Regions from separate parts of the Homo sapiens genome. Here region 1 is linked to region 2. A link is an interaction called in ENCODE POLR2A ChIA-PET data of the cell type or tissue named here. Cell type or tissue: Panc1. All regions are shown on one strand. Links, peaks and the distances in the headings refer to the core of each region. The heading gives the core; the rest is flanking DNA.

Region 1 (10,862 bases), core at 1,260-9,259, 53 kb before region 2:
GCTGGTTGGCTCTTCTTCAGCAGTCAGCTAGTGTTTCCAAATGACAGTATCTGTGTCCTCATCTGTAAAGTCGGGACAATAACTGGTGTTTTTTTTGTTTTGTTTTGTTTTTTGAGACAGTTTCACTCTGTCACCCAGGCTAGAGTGCAGTGGCGCGATCTCGGCTCACTGCAAGCTCCGCTTCCCGGGTTCACGCCATTCTCCTGCCTCAGCCCCCCGAGCAGCTGGGACTACAGGCACCCACCACCGCGCCCGGCTAATTTTTTGTATTTTTAGTAGAGACGGGGTTTCACTGTGTTAGCCAGGATGGTCTCAATCTCCTGACCTCGTGATCCACCGGCCTCGGCCTCCCAAAGTGCGGGGATTACAGGCATGAGCCACCGCGCCCGGCCTATAACTGGTTTTGACTAATGCGAGTTGTGGTAGGGCTTGAAAGAAATCACAAACTAAATGTAAAATTTAATTTGAAAAATGCTGTCCAAGCAGGAACTCACATCCAGGAACAAAATGAATGGAGACCAGAAATCCAGATATGTATGCCCAAGAAAAGCAGAATTTTATCCAGGACTTCTCCCAGGTTGTCAGGATGCTGACTGAGGATGAGATGGGGCACCCAGAGACAGGAGAGTCTATTACCTGGCTCAAAGAGGTCCTGGAGTACACTGCCACTGGAGACAAGTACCACTAGGGTTTGATGATGCTGGTAGCATTCCAGGAGCTGGCAGAGCCCAGGAAACAGGATGCTGATAGTCTCCAGCAGGTCCTGTCTGGGCTGTTGTGTGAACTGCTGTAAGCTTGCCCGTTTTTTTTTGTTGTTGTTGTTGTTTGTTTTTTGAGATGGAGCCTAGCTCTGCCGCCCAGGATGGAGTGCAGTGGCACAATCTCAGCTCATTGCAACTTCCACCTCCTGGGTTCAAGTAATTCTTGTGCCTCAGCCCCCTGAGTAGCCAGGACTACAGGCGCATTCCACCGCACCCAGCTAAGTTTTGTATTTTTGGTGGAGACGGGGTTTCGCCATGTTGGCCAGGCTGGCCTCGAACTCCTGACCTCAGGTAATCCCCCTGCCTTGGCCTCCCAAAGTGCTGGGATTACAGGTGTGAGCCACTGCACCTTGTGCTGCAAGCTTTCTTCCTGGTGGCAGATGACATCAGGGATTCATCCCTCACCTTGCTGGGGGCAGATCTGCTTGTATCAGAAGCCAGGTGTAGGTTTGGATGCCATCAATGATGCTATGCTTCTAGAAGCATCTATCTATCACCTGTTGAAGCTCTGTTGCTGAGAGCAACCCCATTACCTGAACCTGAAAAAGCACTTCCTGTGGAGTTCCTATTAGACAGAGATCAGGCAGACCCTGGACCCCATCACAGCCCCCCAGAGCAATGTGGATCTTGACTGGTTCACTGAAAAGAGGTACAAATCACTGTCAAGTATAAGACAGCTTTCTACTTCTTCTACCATCCTGAAGCTGCAGCCATGTCTATGGCAGGCGTCAGTGTGGGGAAGGAATGGGCCAATGACAGGAAGATCCTGCTGGAGTTAGGAGTTCTTTCAGATTCAGGATGATTACCTTGACCTCTTTGGGGACCCTACTGTCACCACTGGCAGAGTTTGTACTGACATCCAGGACAACAGATGACAACAAATGCAGCTGACTGGTGGTTCAGTGTCTGCAATGGGCCACACCGGAACAGCACCAGATCATGCAGAAGAATTACAGGGAGGAGGCACTATATGAGGAGCTGGATCTGCTGACCATGTTCTTGGTATGTGGAAGATGGTTACAGCCACCTTATGGGTCTCATTGAGCAGTGTGTTGCACCACTGCCCCCAGCCACCTTCCTGGGGCTAGCGTACAAAATCTCCAAGCAACTGCAAGGCAGGGAGAGGAGGCTCTCAATAAATTACTGTGTAATCTTTTTTTTTGTTGTTGTTGTTGTTGTTGTTGTTGTTTTGAGACAGAGTTTCACTCTTGTTGCCCAGGCTGGAGTGCAATGGTGTGGTCTTGGCTCACTGCAACCTCTGTCTTCTGGGTTCAAGCGATTCTCCTGCCTCAGCCTCCCAAGTAGCTGGGATTTCAGGCACCCGCCACTACGCCCGGCTAATTTTTGTATTTTTAGTAGAGATGGGGTTTCACCATGTTGGCCAGGCTGGTCTCGAACTCCTGACCTCAAATGATACGCCTGCCTTGGCCTCCCAAAGTGCTGGGATTATAGGCGTGAGCCACTGCGCCCGGCCTACTGTGTAATCTTACAAAAAAAGAAAAAAAGAAAACAATGCTCTAAAAGAGAAGGGAATTTTGTTTCTGTTCCATGCATAGACCTACACAGGCTTTTTTCCTTTTGCTGTTTCCCACTTCCATATCTTATTTTATATGGTACTTTTCTTCCTTTCCCTTTCTAGGAAACCCTCCCTCCACCTTTCCTCCTACTCGACCTTTAGGCCTGGGTAAAATTTTAATCTTCAATACAATCATATTGTTTTGTCTCAGCCCACAAGTTTTCATTTATGTGAACTATCAGTTTTACAATTTAACCTCTAGTCATTCTCCAAATATTTTTACACCTAGGCCTCTTATTTCTGCAGATCTCAAGTTGCTTGAGGTCATGGTTTGATAGATTTGTTTTCAGCTCAGAACTATGAAAACTTTATTGTATTACCCTAGACATTGATTTCTAATGAGTTGGTTGTAGGATGCAACTGGTTTCTTAAGTGGGGGATATTTTTCTAGAATGTGGGTACAACTTTCTGATGTGAGGTCCTCACAAATTTTTAAACTTTGCTCCAGCAAAAAGAACCACGTAGAGGTTCTCTACCTGGGTCCTTCCTGCCTCACCTTCTTTAGGTGGAGTTGGCTCCAGTTTCCTCCTTGTCTCTGCCTCCACCCCACCCCTGCCCCAGGCCTCATAGTGTTCCACAGGAATGACGTGGTGACTGTAGTGAGGGTTACAGTGAAGAATTGCCCACTGTTTGGCCTTGCTGAACAGCAAATTTGGGCCAGCAGTGGGTCTGTTTTCTCTCTTTTCTTTTTATTTATTTATTTTTTTGAGACAGAATCTTGCTCTGTCTCCCAGGCTGGAGTGCAGTGGCGTGATCTCGGCTCACTGCAAGCTCCACCTCCTGGGTTCACTCCATTCTCCTGCCTCAGCCTCCCGAGTAGCTGGGACTACAGGCGCCTGCCACCACGCCCAGCTAATTTTTTGTATTTTTAGTAGAGACGGACTTTGTCCGTCTTAGCCAGGATGGTCACGATTTCCTGACCTCGTGATCCACCTGCCTCGGCCTCCCAAAGTGCTGGGATTACAGGCGTGAGCCACCGCACCGGGCTTTTTTTTTTTTTTTTTTTTTTTTTTTGAGTCGGAGTCTCACTCTGTCGCCCAGGCTAGAGCGCAGCGGCGCAATCTCTGCTCATTGCAAACTCCGCTTCTCGGGTTCAAGCAATTCATCTGCCTCAGCCTACCGAATAGCTGGGATTACAGGCACGCGCCACCGTGCCCGGCTAATTTTTGGACTTTTAGTAGAGATGGGGTTTCACCATGTTGGCCAGGCTGGTCTCGAATTCCTGACCTCGTGATCCACCTGCCTCATCCTCCCAAAGTGCTGAGATTACAGGCGTGAACCACCGCGCCCGGCCAGCAGTGGGTCTGTTTTCAACCCTCATGTACCCTCAGCTCTCAAGCCTGTGTGCTCCCACCCCAGCCAGTCACCAGAATCACATAGATTTTAAAACGACTTATCCTGGGTCCATCCCTACACATAGTAAATGAGATTTTTGCTGGGTAGCTTGGGACGCTATATTTTCCAAAACTCCCTGTTGATTGGCTGTATTTGGGAACCCCTGTTGCGAAGGAAGATCCCTTATCTCTTCATCTGTCACTAATGATGGTGGCTTGCGCACTCTGATGGTACTTACTTGGATGGGATTACAGATGGTTCCATCACACCCATCTGTATGAAATCTCGTGGTATAAGTGAATGTAGGATGATAAGGGACGAGCCTATTAGAGGCTTTTGAAGCAAATGGATAGTTTAATCAGATTGGTGTGTTTTTTTTTTCTGTAGAACTGCTGTGAACTAGACCTTGTTATCACCATCTGTTTCGTAAATTCCATTTTCGGTTTAACAGCTGGATTGTGAAAGATATACAAAATTATCCAGTTAAAAAACTAAATTTGGCAAGTGTGTGTGTGTTTTTAAAAATGACTCCTTGAATACACTGTTTTGATTCCTTAGACAGTTTCTAAGGCTCTAATTTTGGTCTACCAGAAATATTCAGAGTAGTAAACTGAGACCAGAAAGGCGAGTTCTTTGGCTTGGATAACTTTGAGAGTTAATAGTATACATGATTGGCAGCCTTCAGTTTTATCCAGCAATAAATCTAAACAGTTTAAAATAAGTACTTTCCCCTTACCTCAGTACAGAGAGGCCCTGGCCACTGCCATGCACATCTCAGAAGCTGAGCAGTGGGGCAGAAGGATAACTTGTAATTTGGCATCAATGTCCAACACCCTTGAGCTCTGGACTCTTTTATTCATTCCTTCTACTTTACCATTCTACATCTTGAACCACTGTGCGTGCGGTTCCCCTAAGAGGCAGTAAAGTAATTGCATCAGGGTGGAGGGATTTTATGTGCTTTCACTTTCTCATTTGATTATTTCTACATCTTACCGATAAACTTCCATGAATATTACTGTTGTAATGAGGAGCAAAATGTTAGTAAAGATAACTTTATACGTGAAAACTTGAACTCTTACCAAGAAACGTAGTGTTTGTGACAAGGCTGGCTGAGAGGATGAGAATAGCTCATCAGTACTGGGTTGGCTGAAGGAAACATGCATGTCAGTACTATTTTGAGGGCAGCTGAGAACATCTATTTCAATAGCTTTGGCTATATTTTAATAGCTAAGAGCAACATATGAATTTGTCTCTGCCAAAGATGGAGTGAAAATTTCCAAAATAACCAAACTTTTACTTTTTTTGCAATACATTAGGTCTTTCCTGCTGACAAACCTACAGTTTATGAAATAAGTTTGTGGAGCATATCAAAGCTGTGCGGCAGCTCTGTGCACTCCAGCAGATGGTGTGACTGGTTGTCTGTAGTCGTCTTAGTTTCCGCCATTGTGTCAGTCTGTGGAATGTTTGGGTTCATGCTTATTTTGGCCAAGTTTTCCAAATTCTGTCTTGGTAAGTACAAAAAGCTGTGAGTGTCGGAAGCTCTAACAAGAGGTGTACTCATGATGAAAGTGAAAGCAGAGAGAGCGATTTTTTTTTCCTCTTTGAATTTGTTTTAACATGCTCTTACTTGTAGGACAAATTTTTCAAACAGGTGGTAGAAAGCAAAACATCTTAATGCCATCTTCAGGGCAGAAGACTTTGAGTTGCAGGATGTGATTTAGGGAGGATTTTGAAAGAGTTTGCAGCACTGCGTGAAGCTGGCTGGGTCTTCCTGTGTACTCCTCCTTGCCCTCCTCCTATAGCCCCTCCATGCAAAGGTAACCTGTTTTTTTAATGTTTGTTTCTTTTTAAAATTTTTTTATTTTTATAGAAAAAACAAATGCCAGCATGTGTATGAAGACCTTAATTTAAAAAAATATTTTTATTGGCCTGGCGCGGTGGTTCACACCTGTAATCCCAGCACTTTGAGAGGCTGAGGAGGGCGGATCACCTGAGGCTGGGAGTTCAAGACCAGCCTGACCAACATGGAGAAACCCTGTCTCTACTAAAAATACAAAAATTAGCCAGGCATGGTGGCACATACCTGTAATCCCAGCTACTCGGGAGGCTGAGGCAGGAGAATCGCTTGAAGCTGGGAGGTGGAGGTTGCGGTAAGCCGAGATTGCAGCATTACACTCCATATATTATGGAGTATATATATATGGAGTATATATATATATGGAGTATATATATATATATATGGAGTATATATATATATATGGAGTATATATATATATGGAGTATATATATATATATGGAGTATATATATATGGAGTATATATATATATATGAGTATATATATATGGAGTATATATATATGAGTATATATATATGGAGTATATATATATATGGAGTATATATATATGGAGTATATATATATGGAGTATATATATATGGAGTATATATATATATGGAGTATATATATATGGAGTATATATATATGGAGTATATATATATGGAGTATATATATATATGGAGTATATATATATATATGGAGTATATATATATATGGAGTATATATATATATGGAGTGTATATATATATATGGAGTATATATTTATATGGAGTATATATATATATGGAGTATATATATATTTTATATATTATGTATTATATAATATATATTATATTATATATAAAATATATATTTTATAATATATTATTAATGAAATTTCTCACATATACAAGACTGTATGAACAAGTTTAATCAAAATACATTGGGTTTTGACAAATCTTAGTATTTTGCTATAATTGCTTTTAAAAAATACAGATAGTTTAAACTTCCTAGTTATCACTTCCTGATCCAGTTATCATCTCACTACAGAGGTAACCACTATACTGAATTTGGTCCCTAACTTTCTTTTTTTTTTTGAGATGGAGTCTTGCTCTGTTGCCCAGACTGGAGTGCAGTGGCATGATCTTGGCTCACTGCAACCTCCGCCTCCGGGTTCAAGCAGTTCTTCTGTCTCAGACTCCTGAGTAGCTGGGATTGCTTTCATGTCTTTTTTTTTTTTTTTTTTTTTTTTTGAGACAGAGCCTTACTCTGTCACCCAGGCTGGAGTGCTGTGGTGCAATGTTGGCTCACGGCAACCTCCGCCTCCCAGAATCAAACGATTCTCCTGCCTCAGCCTCCTGAGTACCTGGGATTACAGGCATGTGCCACCACACCCAGCTAATTTTTGTATTTTTAGTAGAGATGGGGTTTCACCATGTTAGCCAGGCTGGTCTTGTACTCCTGCCCTCATCGGCCTCCGAACGTGCTGGGATTACAGGCGTGAGCCACTGCGACCGGCCTCATGTCTATTTTTATACTTTCATTTTCTGTATATGTTTACAAACAACATGTAACATTGTTTTTACTTAATTTAAATGGCTCATACTCTACATATCCTTCTGCTACACGCTTTTTACACTGAATATCCTTTCAAGGATTTATAAATGCAGCCCAAATTTACTGACTTTCATTGCTGGGTCATATTTTATTGTGAGTTTACCCAAACTGTGTAATTGTTCTTCTGATTCACTCTTCTCTATTTTTGCTATTACCAACAAGATGGCAGTGATTTTTTTTTTTTTTTTTTTTTTTTTTTTGAGACAGGGACTTGCTCTGTTGCCCAGGCTGGAGTGCAGTGGTGTGATCTGAAGTCACTGCAACCTTCGCCTCCCAGGTTCAAGTGATTCTCGTGCCTCAGCCTCCCAAGTAGCTGGGACTACGGGTGCATGGCACCACATCCGGCTAATTTTTGTATTTTTAGAAGAGATGGGTTTTCACTATGTTGGCCAGGCTGGTTTTGAACTCCTGACCTCAATTGATCCACCTGCCTTGGCCTCCCAAAGTGCTGGGATTACAGGCGTGAACCACTGTGCCCAGCTGAAAATTCTTATGTTCCCTTGGCTGCATGAATTTCTTTGGAGTCCCTTCATTTAAAAATGTATTTTAAGGAAGTGAATTGGTCCAGCGTGGTGGCTCACACCTGTAATTCGAGCACTTTGGGAGGCTGAGGTAGGAGGAGCTTGAGCCCAGGAGTTCAAGATCAGCCTGGGCAACATAATGAGACTCTGTCTCTACAAAAAAATAAAAAATTAACTGGATATGGTGGCATACCTCTAGTCCCAGCTACTGGGGAGGCCAAGGTGGGAGGATTGCTTGAGTCTGGGAGATGGAGGCTACAATGAGTGGTGATTGCACTGCTGCACTCCAGCCTGGGTGACAGGACGAGACCTTGTCTCAAAAAGAAAAAAAAGTGAATCATAGAGTAAAGACAGACATATTAATTGAATAAACACAGAAGATCTATGTTTAACTCCAGCTTTGTGCATGGTGTTACAGGGAAGTGTGTAGAAGCTCCAAAGCCTTCAGATATAATGCTTAACTCAGAAACTTATAGCCCAGTGTGTCTGTGGGACGTGGGCACAAATAACCATGGTACTACGAGGCATGATGAGATAAGCGCTGTATGCTGGTGGAGGTAGCTCTGATATTAGATGGAACTATGAGGGTCTGGACCATTCTCCACCAAATCAGGATAGGCTTATCTTTGTTAGCACCTTGAGTTGATTTAATTCCAGCCAAAAGCAGAGGTGTGATGCCCTAGGCACTTCTCTCTGTCTCTTCTCTTAATTTTAAAACCAGTAGGCAGACTCCATTAGCTCTTTCCTATCCTTTAGGATGGATGCTCACTCAGATGTTCCAAGTCATCTTCCACTGTCTTTTAACTCTGTCCTTCCAGGGAGATGCGTCAGGTGTCCGGCTTCCTCAGAGAGCTGGAGTTGTTGGTGCTGATCACCAGATACTCCAGACGGCACTAATTCCTATACTATGGGTTCAGAGGGAACTCCATTGGACAGAAATTTCCTTTTGAGGAAATCTTTCCCTGGAGTTTCTTCTTACCTTTTTCCCTCACTTTCTCCACAGCAGAAACAGGTCTGTTTGTCCTTAAATATTTACCTATATATTTGAGTAGGAGCATTTTGAAGAGATGAAGTTTCTGTGTAGCAGCACAAAACATGAAATAGTTCAAACCAGGGGCACTCTGGTTCTCAGACCGGGAGCTTCAGGATCTTCTGGGAACTTGTTAGAAATGCAAATTCTCAGGTCTGCTCAGATCACCTGAAACAGAAGCCCTAGGGGTGGGGCCTAGAGATTTGTGTCTTAACAGGCCCACAGCGGGAGTCTGGGAACCCCTGTTTCGAAGTATGCTTAAATAAGCACTTGGGGGCCAGGCATGGTGGCTCATGCCTGTAATCACAGCACTTTGGGAGGCCAAGACAGGCAGATCCCTTGAGCTCAGGAATTTGAGACCAGCCTGGGCAACATGACGAAACCCCATCTCTACAAAAAAATACAAAAATTAGCCAGGCATGGTGGCTTGCGCCTGTAATCCCAGCTACTCAGGAGGCTGAGGTGGGAGGATCACCTGAGCCTAGGAGGTGGAGGTTGCAGTGAGCTGAGATTGTGCCGCTGCATTCCAGCCTGGGCAACAGAGGGAGACCCTGTCTCGAGAGAAAAAAAAAAGCACTTGGGCTTGTATTGTGGGCCTGTCTTACTATACTTTCAGAAAAGGGTCTGGCAGACTAAATACTTGAGGGATGTTACCCAGCAGTGTTATTTGTTGACATTGCTTAATTATGAATGACATGAGAAAGGTATACCTGAAAACTGACATTGTGTGGTGTTGTTGTAGACAAACCTTTAACTTGTGGAGGCTGCTTTCATTTTGTTTGTGGTTGTGACCAACCGTAGGAAACAGAATGCCATAAATCCCTGTTTCCAGGGTTACCTTCTTGCTGCTGATAACAGGCAGGAAATTAAAACAATATGTGATAGTGTTCTGTTCTTATTACCTACAGATGGTAGCTTTTAGATATGTTGGAGCAAAACATAAGTAAATATAGCAGGGAAACTTTATTACTGAAGAAAAATGATTTGGCTAGGTCAAGGTTATAGTCTGGTTCATTTTAATAAAATGGGGCATAGGCAACATATCAGTGTTCCATTATCACATGAAGCATTTAGCTGTATGAGGATCACTAGATTTTTTTTCTCTTTGATTTAATTTTGAGTATGTAAAACATTTACATGATTCCAAGGTCAAAACTGTGTAACAAATTATATTCAAAGATGCTTCCCTTTCATCCATATCCCTTCTGTCTCTTCTCTTACTGCTTTGCAGGTAATCATTTTTACTAGCTTCTGAATTTATCCTTCCAGTGTTTCTTTTTGCAGATAAGCATATACATTCATATGTATATGTCATATGTTCATAGCTCCTCCTTCCACTTTCATTACACAAAAGGCTACATACTATACTACAATTTTAAAAATTATTATTATTATTATGATTTTTAGAGACAGGGACTTGTTCTGTCACCCAGGCTGGAATGCAGTGGTGTAATCATAGCTCACTGCAGCCTCAAACTCCTATCCTGGGTTCAAGGGATCCTCCTGCTTCAGCCGCCTGAATAGCTAGGACTATAGGCACATATCACCATGCAGTACTTTATAATTTTTTTTTTATTATTATACTTTAAGTTTTAGGGTACATGTGCACAATGTGCAGGTTTGTTACATATGTATACATGTGCCATGTTGGTGTGCTGCACCCATTAACTCGTCATTTAACATTAGGTATATCTCCTAATGCTATCCCTCCCCTCTCCCCGCACCCCACAACAGGCCCCGGTGTGTGATGTTCCCCTTCCTGTGTCCAAGTGTTCTCATTGTTCAATTCCCACCTATGAGTGAGAACATGCGGTGCTTTTTGTCCTTGCAATAGTTTGCTGAGAATGATGGCTTCCAGCTTCATCCATGTCTCTACAAAGGACATGAACTCATCATTTTTTATGGCTGCATAGTATTCTGTGGTGTATATGTGCCACATTTTCTTAATCCAATCTATCATTGTTGGACATTTGGGTTGCTTCCAAGTCTTTGCTATTGTGAATAGTGCCACGGTAAACATACGTGTGCATGTGTCTTTATAGTAGCATGTTTTATAATCCTTTGGGTATATACCCAATAATGGGATGGCTGGGTCAAATGGTATTTCTAGTTCTAGATCCCTGAGGAATCGCCACACTGACTTCCACAATGGTTGAACTAGTTTACAGTCCCACTAACAGTGTAAAAGTGTTCCTGTTTCTCCACATTC
Region 2 (10,862 bases), core at 1,164-9,163:
CGCAATTGAATTTTAGCCATGTAGTTGTGCACATTTTAGATCTAGAAGTCACAGAGAGTATAAACACAGAAGATCAGATTATAAAAGACCCTGTATATATATATTTGCTATTTAAAACAACAATAAATGCCTATATCATTTGCCCCAGTAATTCTTTGGGGAATTTATCCTCTAGATGTATTTATATATATATGTGTGTGTGTGAAGGTGACATTTGTATACAAGATTATTCATTGCAGCATTGTTTGTCATAAGAAAGCTCTTGTTTATTAGCTCTAAACCCAAAGTATGCAAAATGATCACATGAAGTTTTGGTTGCAATTTTTAGGGTCCTGGAAGTCCTAGCTAGAGCAATCAAGCAAGAGAAAGAAAAGACAGGCAAGTAGGAAAAGAAGAAGTCAATTTATCTCTTCACTGACAATATTACTCTATACCTAGAAAACCATAAAGACTCCACTAAAAGGCTCCTGGAACTGATAAACGACTTCAGTAAAGTTTCAGGATACAAAATCAGTGAAAACAAATTGGTAGCATTTCTGTACACCAATAATGTTCAAGCTGAGAGCCAAATCAAGAATGCAATTGTATTTACAACAGCCACAAAAAATAAAATACCTAGGAATACATCTAACTAAGGAGATGAAAGACCTCTATAAGGAGAGCTGCAAAACACTGATGAAACAAATCATAGATGACACAAACAAGTGGAAAAACATCCCATGCCCATGGTTCAGAAGAATCAATATTGTTAAAATGGCCATACTGCCCAAAGCAATCTATGGAGTCAACACTATTCTTATCAAGCTACCAATGCCATTTTTCACAGAACTAGAAAAAACTATGCCAAAATTTCTATGGAACCAAAAAAGAGTCCAAATAGCCAAAGCAATCCTAAGCAAAAAGAACAAGACCAGAGGCATTACTTGACTTCAAACTATGTTATAAGATTACAGTAGCTAAAACTGTATGGTATGGTACAAAAACAGACACATAGCCAGGCACGGTGGCTCCTGCCTGTAATCCCAGCACTTTGGGAGGTTGAGGTGGGGAGATCACATGATTCCAGCCTGGGCAACATGGTGAAACCCGTCACTATGAAAAATACAAAAAAGTAGCTGGCTGTGGTGGTGCACGCCTGTGATCCCAGCTACTCAGGAGGCTGAGGTGGGAGAATCACCTGAGACTGTGAAGTCAAGCCTGCAGTGAGCTGTGATCACACCACTGCACTCCAGCCTAGGCAATGGGAGTGAGACCCTCTCTCAAAAAAACAAAATGAAACAAACAAACAAACAAAAAACAAGCACATAGACCAATGAAACCGAATAGAGAACCCGGAAATAAAGCTGCACACCTACAGCCATCTGATCTTTAACAAAGTCAACCAAAATAAGCAACGAGGAACAGAATCTCTGTACAATAAATTGTGCTGGGATAGCTGTATAGCCATAAATAGAATGAAACTCGACCCCTATCTTTTACCACATATAAAAATTAGCTCCACTGGTCGGGCGCCGTGGCTCACGCCTGTAATCCCAGCACTTTGGGAGGCTGAGGCGGGCAGATAACCTGAGGTCGGGAGTTCGAGACCAGCCTGACCAACAGGGAGAAACCCCGTCTCTACTGAAAATACAAAATTAGCTGGGCGTGGTGGTGTATGCCTGTAATCCCAGCTACTTGGGAGTCTGAGGCAGGAGAATTGCTTGAACCTGGGAGGCAGACGTTGCAGTGAGCAGAGATCACGCCATTGCACTCCAGCCTGGGCAACAAGAGCAAAACTCCATCTCAAAAAAAAAAAAAAAAAAATTAGCTCAAGATGTATTAACGATTTAGATGTAAGACCTCAAACTATAAGAATCCTAGAAGAAAACCTAGGAAACCCCATTCTGGACATCAGCCTTGGAAAAGAATTTATGACTAAATTCTCAAAAGCAATTGCAACAAAAACAAAAATGGACAAGTAGGAGCTAATTAAAGAGCTTCTGCACAGCAAAAAAAAAAAAAAAAAAAAAAAAAAAACTATCAACAGAGTAAACTAACAACCTACAGGATGGAAGAAAATATTTGCAAACTGCACTAAGCAAAGCTCTAATATCCAGATTTTATAAGGAACTTCAACAATTGAACAAGCAAAAAACAAATAACCCAATTAAAAATGCGTGAAGGACATGAACAGACACTGCTCAAAAGATGACATACAAGCAGCCAACAACATATGAAAAAACACTCCACATCACTAATCAACAGAAAAATACAAATCAAAACCACAATGAAATATCATCTAACACCAGTCAGAATGGCTATTATTAAAAAGTCAAAAAACAACAGATGCTGGCTAGGCTGTGTAGAAAAGGAACGCTTATACTCTGCTGGTGGGAATGTAAATTAGTTCAGCCACTGTGGAAAGCAGTTTGGAGATTTCTCAAAGAACTTAAAACAGAACTAATTCAATCCAGCTATCCCATTACTGGCATATATCCAAAAGAAAATAAATCATTCTACCAAAAAGACACATGCACTCATATGATCACCACAGTACTATTCATGATAGCAAAGACATGGAATCAACCTAGATGCCCATCACTGGTGGATTAGATAAAGAAAACGTGGCACATATACACCGTGGAATACTACACAGCCATAAAAAAGAATGAAATCATGTCCTTTGAAACAACATGAGTGCAGCTGGAGGCCATTCTCTTAAGAAATTAACACAGGAACAGAAAACCAAATACTCTGCGTTCTCACTTATAAGTGGGAGCTAAACATTGGATACTCGGGATATAAAGATGGCAACAATAGATACTGGGGACAACTAAGGGGGGCAAAGGTTGAAAAACTAATGATGGGTACTATGCTCAGTGCCTGGGTGACAGGATCAATCATACCCCAAACCTCAGCATCACATAATATACCCATGTAACAAACCTGCATGTGTACACCCTGAATCTAAAATAGAAGTTGAAATTATAAAAATAAACAAACTAATAAATAAATAAATTTGTAGAGTCTTTCCACCAAGAGTACATTGGATTCATTTTTTTTTTTTTTAGAGATGGGGTCTTGCTATGTTGACCAGGCTGGTCTTGAACTCCTGAGCTCAAGTAATCCTCCCACCTCAGCCTCCCAAGTAGCTGGGACCACAGGCATGCACCACTGCACCCAACTTAGGTAGATCAGATTCTGATCCACTGTCCACTTTTATCTCTTGGGCTCATGCTGATCAAAGTTCTGAGGTTAGGCAGGAGCAGTTGGTTGGTTCTGGCTGAGAATCCTTCAAAGCATTAGTTAGCATCACATCTAGGGATACATGTGGACTGGGAGTCACAGCGTTCATTACTCTCTTACTTTTAGAGACTGGAGAATGGACATTTGGGGGAATTTGTTCTTGATAAAGTGTTGTGTAAGCCAACGAAATGAGGGATGCAGAACTGCCTGCCTCACCCTTTTCTTTTTACTCTTTCCCTTAGGAGTGGAAGCAAAAATTCCAGACTCTGCCTTCTGTAAAAGCCACAGTGAGGCATTACGACTTGGAAGGAAAGTTCAGACTCACATTCCTATAATTCTGAACAGACCTTTTATTTTTAAAGCAATATCTGTGCTGCATAATCTCTTTTCTAAATATGTAATTGCTCTGATAATGTACTGAATTTGGGGAAGATCATTATTTGGAGACCTAGAACTTCTGATGGTACCAGGACAGCATTCCCCCTTCTAAAGCTTTCAGATACATGGAACAAAACAAAAAGGAGTATAAATTAGAAAGATAACCGTGGCACTTTGGGAGGCTGAGAATGCAGGATTGCTTGAGGCCAGGAGTTCCAGACCAGCCTGGGCAACGTAATGAGATTTCATCTTCACAAAAAAATTTTAAAAATTAGCTAGGTGTGGTGGCATGTGCCTGTAGTCCCAGCTATGTGGAGGCCGAGGCAGGAGGATCGCTTGACCAGGAGTGAAACCCTCTCTCAAAAAAAAAAAAAAAAAAAAAGGTCACCGTGAGCTACCACTTGCCCCTGTGGTGAGAAGTTATTTGCATAATCATAATGTAAGTACTGATTACTCAGTTAACTAAAAATTGTTGTGAGATAACCTTTATCTTGGGAGGAAGGAGAAGTATGAGTTAAATCTTCATCTGTCATAACAAAGATTAGATAACATCAAAATTCATCTATCAAGAAGGAACAATTTAAGCACAATTTTTTATCAAGTAACTACCAAAGAAATAGCAAAAAGACATAAGTGATTGTCTCTTTAAGAGAGGAGGTGGGAGGGAGAAAGACAAAGAACTCTTGCTTAGATTATAAAACTTCTGTTTGTCACTATTTGATTTTTTAAAATTAGGTGCCTGTATTTACTATGTTAAAAGTGAAAAAATATATCTATATCTACACATATGGAGCCAAGAGAATATGGGTAAGCAGGATGTCTGTAATGATTATTTGAAATATCCTTGAGTGTTACAACTAAAGTGATGTTTTGGGAGAAAAGGATACAAGTGAAGTACAGTTATGTGTTGCTTAACGACACGGATTCCTTCTGAGAAATGCATCGTTAGTCGATTTCATCATTTTGTGAACATCATAGATTTTACTTCCACAAACCTAGATGGTATAGCTCACTACCCACCTAAACTGTATAGTATGGCCTATTTTTCCTAGGCTACAAACCTGCACTGAATACTGTAGGCAGTTGTGATACACTGGTAAGTATTTGTGTATCTAAACTTACTAAAACGTAGAAAAGGTACACTAAAAATAGGGTGTGGGACCCTATGAGACCGCCATCGTATATACGGTCCATCATTGACCAAAACGTCCTTATGTGGCACATGACTATGAATGAATTCTTAGATGAAATAAAGGAATCACTGCTCTCACTAACTTTATTTGGCCTGCATTTTGCATCTTTAGTTTTCTGTTATTCACAGGTGTTTGGTACTTCAGATCAGGGGTTGGCAACCTTTTTCTGGAAAATGCGTGATGGTAAAACTTTTAGACTTTGCAGGTCACATGGTTTCTGTTATAACTACTCAACTCTGCCATTCTCGTGTGGAATCCACCATAAACCATATGTAAATGAATGTGACTGTGTTCCAATATAACTTTATTCATGGACACCAAAATTTGAATTTCATGCCATTTTTGTGGCCGTGAAATATTCTTTTTTTTTTTTTCATTCATTAACAATGTAAAAAGCATTCTTAGCTCATGGACCATACAAAAACAGATGGTGGGTAGGATTTGGCCAGCAAGCCATAATTTGCAAACCCCTGCTTCAGATCTAACACATTTGTGTGGTTCCCTCCCATGCATAGCAAAGAGCTCCAGCCATCTGGGCTGCAAAGAGGAATTTACATGGAGCAGGTAAGCATCAGTTCCCCCAGCATTTGCAACTATGGAAATTTTGTCTTAAAGGGCTTCAAGGTCTTGATGGGCTCTAAGGAGTTAAACTTCATGCTTCTCCTTTTCCTCTACCCTATTCTCATTTGTTTTTACTGTCTAAGTATAGGAACATCCCTATGAAGCTCTATTTCGGTGAGTATTACATTGTTGGAAATTTCATTACCAAGACAAAAATAATGTAGGAGGTCATAGACATAGAGATGTGGGCTCTGAGTTGGGCCCCTTGGCATCAAAAGAAGCTTCTGAAGGGTTGGACATAAAGGAGATTTCATGAATGTCAGGCCCTGTCTCCACCCACAGGTGACCAGGCCAGGTGAGTCCTGGAAGTGAGGTCCTGCCTGCCCTGAGAAGACTCCCTAGAAGACAGCACCCATAGCTTCCTTCCTTGTCACCAGTAGTTGCCATTGATGGGGAGAACGCAGATCTTCCAAGTGCCTTTGTTAAGGCTTTGTTTCCTTAGGTTTAACTGTGTTGCATGCTGGAGTATAAATATGAGTGAGACTTCCCCGTCCTCAAGTCTAGGGAGAGATATATGTAATGTAAACAAATATTTGAAGCACACTGAATAAAAGCTCTATTATAGGTTGATCCCATGTTGGAGAGGGGAGTAGTGGCGATAGAGACCGAAGAGATAGGCAGAGGACATACCACAGACATGCCCTGCCCAAGAACTGATATTGAAGTTGCGAAAAGCTGGTGGAAAGATGTCAAGCAGGGGATTGTGGGTTGTAATCAGAGTTGGAGGATGGACAGCTTAGGAGGCTATTGTATTAATTCAGGGGGGATAATGAGGCTGAAACTAGGTCAGTGGCAGTGGAGGCTGAGACAAGGGAACAGCAGAGAGATTTAAGAGGGAGAAGCTGAAGGGTTTGTCTACAACTGGGTGAAGATTGGTCCAGGACAGTCCCCAGTTTGGGAGCTTGGGTGTCTGGGAATCACAGCAGCATTGACCACTGAGATAATGTTAATGAGATAAATGGTCATGTGGGAGGTCTTGGAGGGAGTAAGGTAAGCAGGGGAGCCTTCGGTTTCAGACATGTTGTTTGAGGTCCCTGTGGGACACCTAAGTGGAGACATCCAGTAATTAGCCAGTGCATAGGAGAGAGGTCTGGGCTGGAGGCAGGGATCTGAAAGTCAGCTGCAGACCAGTTAGTACACACATGGTGCTTGGAGCTGAGGTCAGCTAAGGAGAGAGTGAAGAGTGAGAAGATTGGAGAAAAGATAACTCTCCAAAGACCACCCACAATCAGAATTTGGGGAGCCATGAGAGATGGGTGTGCCCAATGTCAAGAGTGTTGTTTCCAGAAAGAGAATGTGGGTAAATCAAAGTGGATGTGTGTGCACATATGTACCTATGAGAATGTTTATTCTAGCATTGTTCATAATATTTAACAGTTGAAATAACTTACCTAACAACTGGAATAAATCATGGTATGTCCATGTGAAGGAATGAATACTACGCAGCCATTAAAATGCAAAAAAATACTCATGATTTATTAGTGAAAACACTTATTATTTAGAAAATATTTATTTAGCCACTACTTTTGTCAGGCACCATGTTAGGTGGTGCTTATTACAAAATTGTGTGTGTGTGTGTGTGTGTGTGTGTATACATTGTTTTATATATATATATAAAATAATTATATATAAAAAATAATTTATATATACATAATAAAACTATGTATGTATATAATAAAATTATATATATATATCAATGGCAACAGGCTGGGCATGGTGGCTCATACCTGTAATCCTAGCACTTTGGGAGGCCAAATCACTTGAGGTCAGGAGTTCAAAACCAGCCTGGCTAACATGGTGAAACCCCATCTCTACTAAAAATACAAAAAATTAGCTGGGCGTGGTGGCGGGTGCCTGTAATCCCAGCTACTCGGGAGGCTGAGGCAGGAGGATCACTTGAACCCAAGAGGTGGAAGTTGCAGTGAGCCAAGATTGTGCTACTGCACTCCAGCCTGGGCGACAGAGCAAGCCTCTGTCTCAAACAAACAAAGATCAATGGCAGCAAATAACATCAAAATGCATGAGCAATAGAAAATACTATTTTAGGCTAGGTGTGGTGGCTCACACTTGTAATCCCAGAACTTTGGGAGGCTGAGGTCGGGGGATCATGAGGTCAGGAGTTCGAGACCAGCCTGGCTAATACAGTGAAACCCCTTTTCTACTAAAAATACGAAAATTAGCTGGGCATGGTGGTGGGCGCCTGTAATCCCAGCTACTTGGGAGGCTGAGGCAGGAGAATCACTTGAACTCGAGAGGTGGAGGTTGCAGTGAGTCAAGATTGCGCCACTGCATTCCAGCCTGGGTGACAGAGCTAGACTCCATCTCAAAAAAAAAAAAAAAAAAAAAAAAGAAAAAGAAAAGAAAAGAAAACAAAAGAAAATTTATTATTTAATATTTATTTAGTAGTCATGTAAGTTTTCTTATTTGCCTTCTCTCTTTTTCAAATTCTATACAATGAGCTTGCATTATATTGGTAAGAAAACCCATCTAAGTAGGTAGGAAAATACCATAGAAATGCCATTGGATTTAGGAAATCATTAACCTGATAGTGCCAAAGCTACTGGAGGAATGAATGTTCCCATTCCATTTTTTGAGTAATATTTCTACTTCCTCTCGAAACCACAAGTTTAGACTTTTCCTTGAAGAAGACTGGCTACAAGAAATGCTTAAGAAGTCCTACACCTTCCTGGGTACCCCATGACCCACTCAAACAAAAATTGATTTAGTAAAGTAGATTTTCCTCCCTAATGTGGTTGGGCACCATCCAACTCATTGAGGGCCTGAATATAACAAAGATGAAAGGAGGAATTGCCTCTTTTGCTTCCTGAATGTGTGCTTATCCCTTATCCCTCAACTGGGATTTACATCTTCAGTGTTCAGGTCTTCAGACTCAGACTGAATTATATCACTGGCTCTCTAGGGTTTCTATTTTCCATATGGCAGATTATGGGACTTCTCAACCTCCATTATTGCATAAGCAATTCCTCATAATCAATCTCAGTCTCTCACTCTCTACACACACACACACACACACACACACACACATGAATGTGTATTACATGTATATGAGTGTGTGTGCATGCATATGTCATCCTGTTTCTCTGGAGAACTGGTACTAAAACAATATGATTTGATTCTTTTCTCTCTTTTGTAACTTCTATAGGTATTTCCTGGGGGCTTATCTAGAATATCTTAAGCTGATAACAACTTAAACTCAATTGCATACAAAAATCCTACACTTTTAATTCCTCTCCCACATTTCATGTTATTGCTGTTACAGTTTACATCTATTCATATCATGACTCCTTTAACATATTTTTAGTTATAGTTATTTTAAATATTTTTATCTTTTAACTTTTATGCTAGAATTAAAAGTGATATACTCCCCACCATTACAGTAATAAAGTATTCTGTATTTGTCTGTATATTTACTTTTACTAATGAGTTTTAAACTTTAATATAACACTGTGTTGCTGTTTAGCATTCTTTTGCTTTAACTTGAAGAATTCCCTTTAGCATTTCTTTTAAGGCGGGTCTAGCGGTGATGAACTCCATCAGCTTTTGTTTGTCTGGGAAAGTCTCTATCTCTCCTTCATTTCTGAAGAACAATTTTGCTGGGTATTCTTGATTGTCAGTATTTTCTTTTAGCCCCTTGAATATATCATCTCACTCCCTTCTGGCCTGCAATGTTTCTGTTAAAAATTCCACTGATAATCTTATAGAGGTTCCCTTATATGTGACAAGTCACTGTTTTCTTGCTGCTTTCAAAATTCTCCTTGTCTTTGGCTTTTGGCAATTCAATAATAACATACCTCAGTGTGAATTGCTTTGGATTCATCTTGCTTGGTGTCCTTTAGGCTTCTTGGACCTGCATGTCCATTTTCTTCCCCCAAGTTTGGAAAGTTTTCAGCCATTATTTTTTGAGTAATATTTCTGGTCCTTTCTCTCTCTTCTTCTGGGGCTTCCATAATGCATCCACTAGTCTGCTTGATAGTGTCCCATAAGTTCAGTAAACTTTCTTTACTCTTTTTCATTCTTTTTTTTCTTCTTACTCCTGACTGAATTATTTCCAGTGACCTGTCTTTGAGTTAGCTGATCCTTTCCTCTGCTTTATCTAGTCTGCTGCTGAATCCCTCCAGTGAATTTTTCAGTTCAAGTGTTATGTTCTTCAGCTCCATTATTTATGTTTGGTACTTTTAAATATTTTCTATCTCTGTTGAAATTCTCAGTTTGTTCATGCATTGTTCTCTTGACCTAACTGAGCATCCTTATGACAGTCATTTTGAATTATCTGTCAGGTAAATCATATAACTCCATTTCCTTAGGGTTGGTTTCTGGAGATTTACCTTGTTATTATACTTTGAAACATCTTTGCCTGACTCTTCATTTTTCCTTAACACTCTGTGTCAGTGTCTTGGCATTAGACAAAGCAGGCACCTCTCTCAGTCTTCACAGACTGACTTTGTACAGGAGAAACAGCCTGATCAGAGGTACATATACCAATTAGCCCAGTCATAGATTCTGGGGACCTTTACCAACTCTTTCCTTCTCTATGGAGAAGCAGGTATCTGTGGTTTTTGTCTGCTAACTCTGTGCTGAGCCAGTGGGGGAGAGAAGGCAGTTATAGCATCTACCAGGCCAAACTGCCATCTCTATTTTTCCCCAGGCAGCAAGACTGTGCCAGACCCCATCAGAGCCCCTGGACTGGCAGGACAAATGCCAATTCTTTGAGAAGCCCTAGAGAAATTGGGGCATAGAATGCATGGATCCGCTGTTTCCCTCCCCAGGGGGAAGCTGAAAGCTGGGATTTTTAGTCCATTCACTCTGTGCTGAGCATCTACCAGTCAAAACAGCCATCTTCATTCTTCTCTAGGGGGCTAGACTGTGCCAGACCTGTCAGAACTCCGAGACTGGCAAGATAAAAGCCAGACCTCTGGGGAGCCCCCTCAAAAAAGTTGGGGTGATGGACATGTGAACCAACACTTTCCTTCCCCTGGGAGAATCTGGGAGCAGGAAGGGAGTCTTTCCCTGATCATATGGCACTGTGCCAGTGATAAGAGTTCTGGCAAGAAGGTGTCTCAAATCTCCCTGCTGGCTTCAGTGAGTTTGGTTTCATGTTTACCTGGGGCCCAGGATCATTTCAGTTAGTTTCTGGATTTCTTACAGATGGAATTTATCTGTGAGTTTTTGCTGAATCAGTATGTTTATGAGGGGAAGGAGGGTCCAGGGCATCTTACTCTGCCATCTTGCTGGTGTCACTTTTGCTTAGACTTCTTTAAAAATATAAAGAGTATCCTCTTCCATAAATTACAGAAATAATGATAAAACCTATTGCCTTTGTCTCCCACTTCTATTTTACCTCCAGCTGCCCCAGAATGTACCTCTTCATAATCCCAGCTCTCCCCAAATACCCACTTTCTGCTGCCTGTCTCTCACTCCCCTCAA

Evidence for each region. ChIA-PET counts read pairs that join two places held together with the same protein. Peaks named below come from ENCODE experiments on the same cell type or tissue, not always from the same donor. Only the 100,000 strongest peaks of a DNase experiment are listed, where the experiment ranks them.
Region 1: POLR2A ChIA-PET joins it to region 2 with 7 read pairs; 9 of 35 experiments call an interaction of 5 or more read pairs at or near these places.

What each region holds. Positions count from the first base shown.
Region 1 is chr14:54,875,861-54,886,722 of GRCh38, reverse strand. The region is part of intron 1 of GCH1 (GTP cyclohydrolase 1); the gene reads left to right. It overlaps MIR4308 (microRNA 4308), which reads left to right and starts at 8,530; the gene lies at 8,530-8,610. It also overlaps the pseudogene FDPSP3. RefSeq lists enhancers at 4,567-4,656, 5,097-5,346, 5,467-5,516. In Panc1, for the core only: no CTCF peak of the experiment used is centred there; no DNase peak of the experiment used is centred there; H3K4me3 peaks cover 1,153 bases; H3K27ac peaks cover 908 bases.
Region 2 is chr14:54,822,627-54,833,488 of GRCh38, reverse strand. No RefSeq gene overlaps it. Among named protein-coding and RNA genes, the nearest start is that of MIR4308, 50 kb to the left of the region's middle. In Panc1, for the core only: no CTCF peak of the experiment used is centred there; no DNase peak of the experiment used is centred there.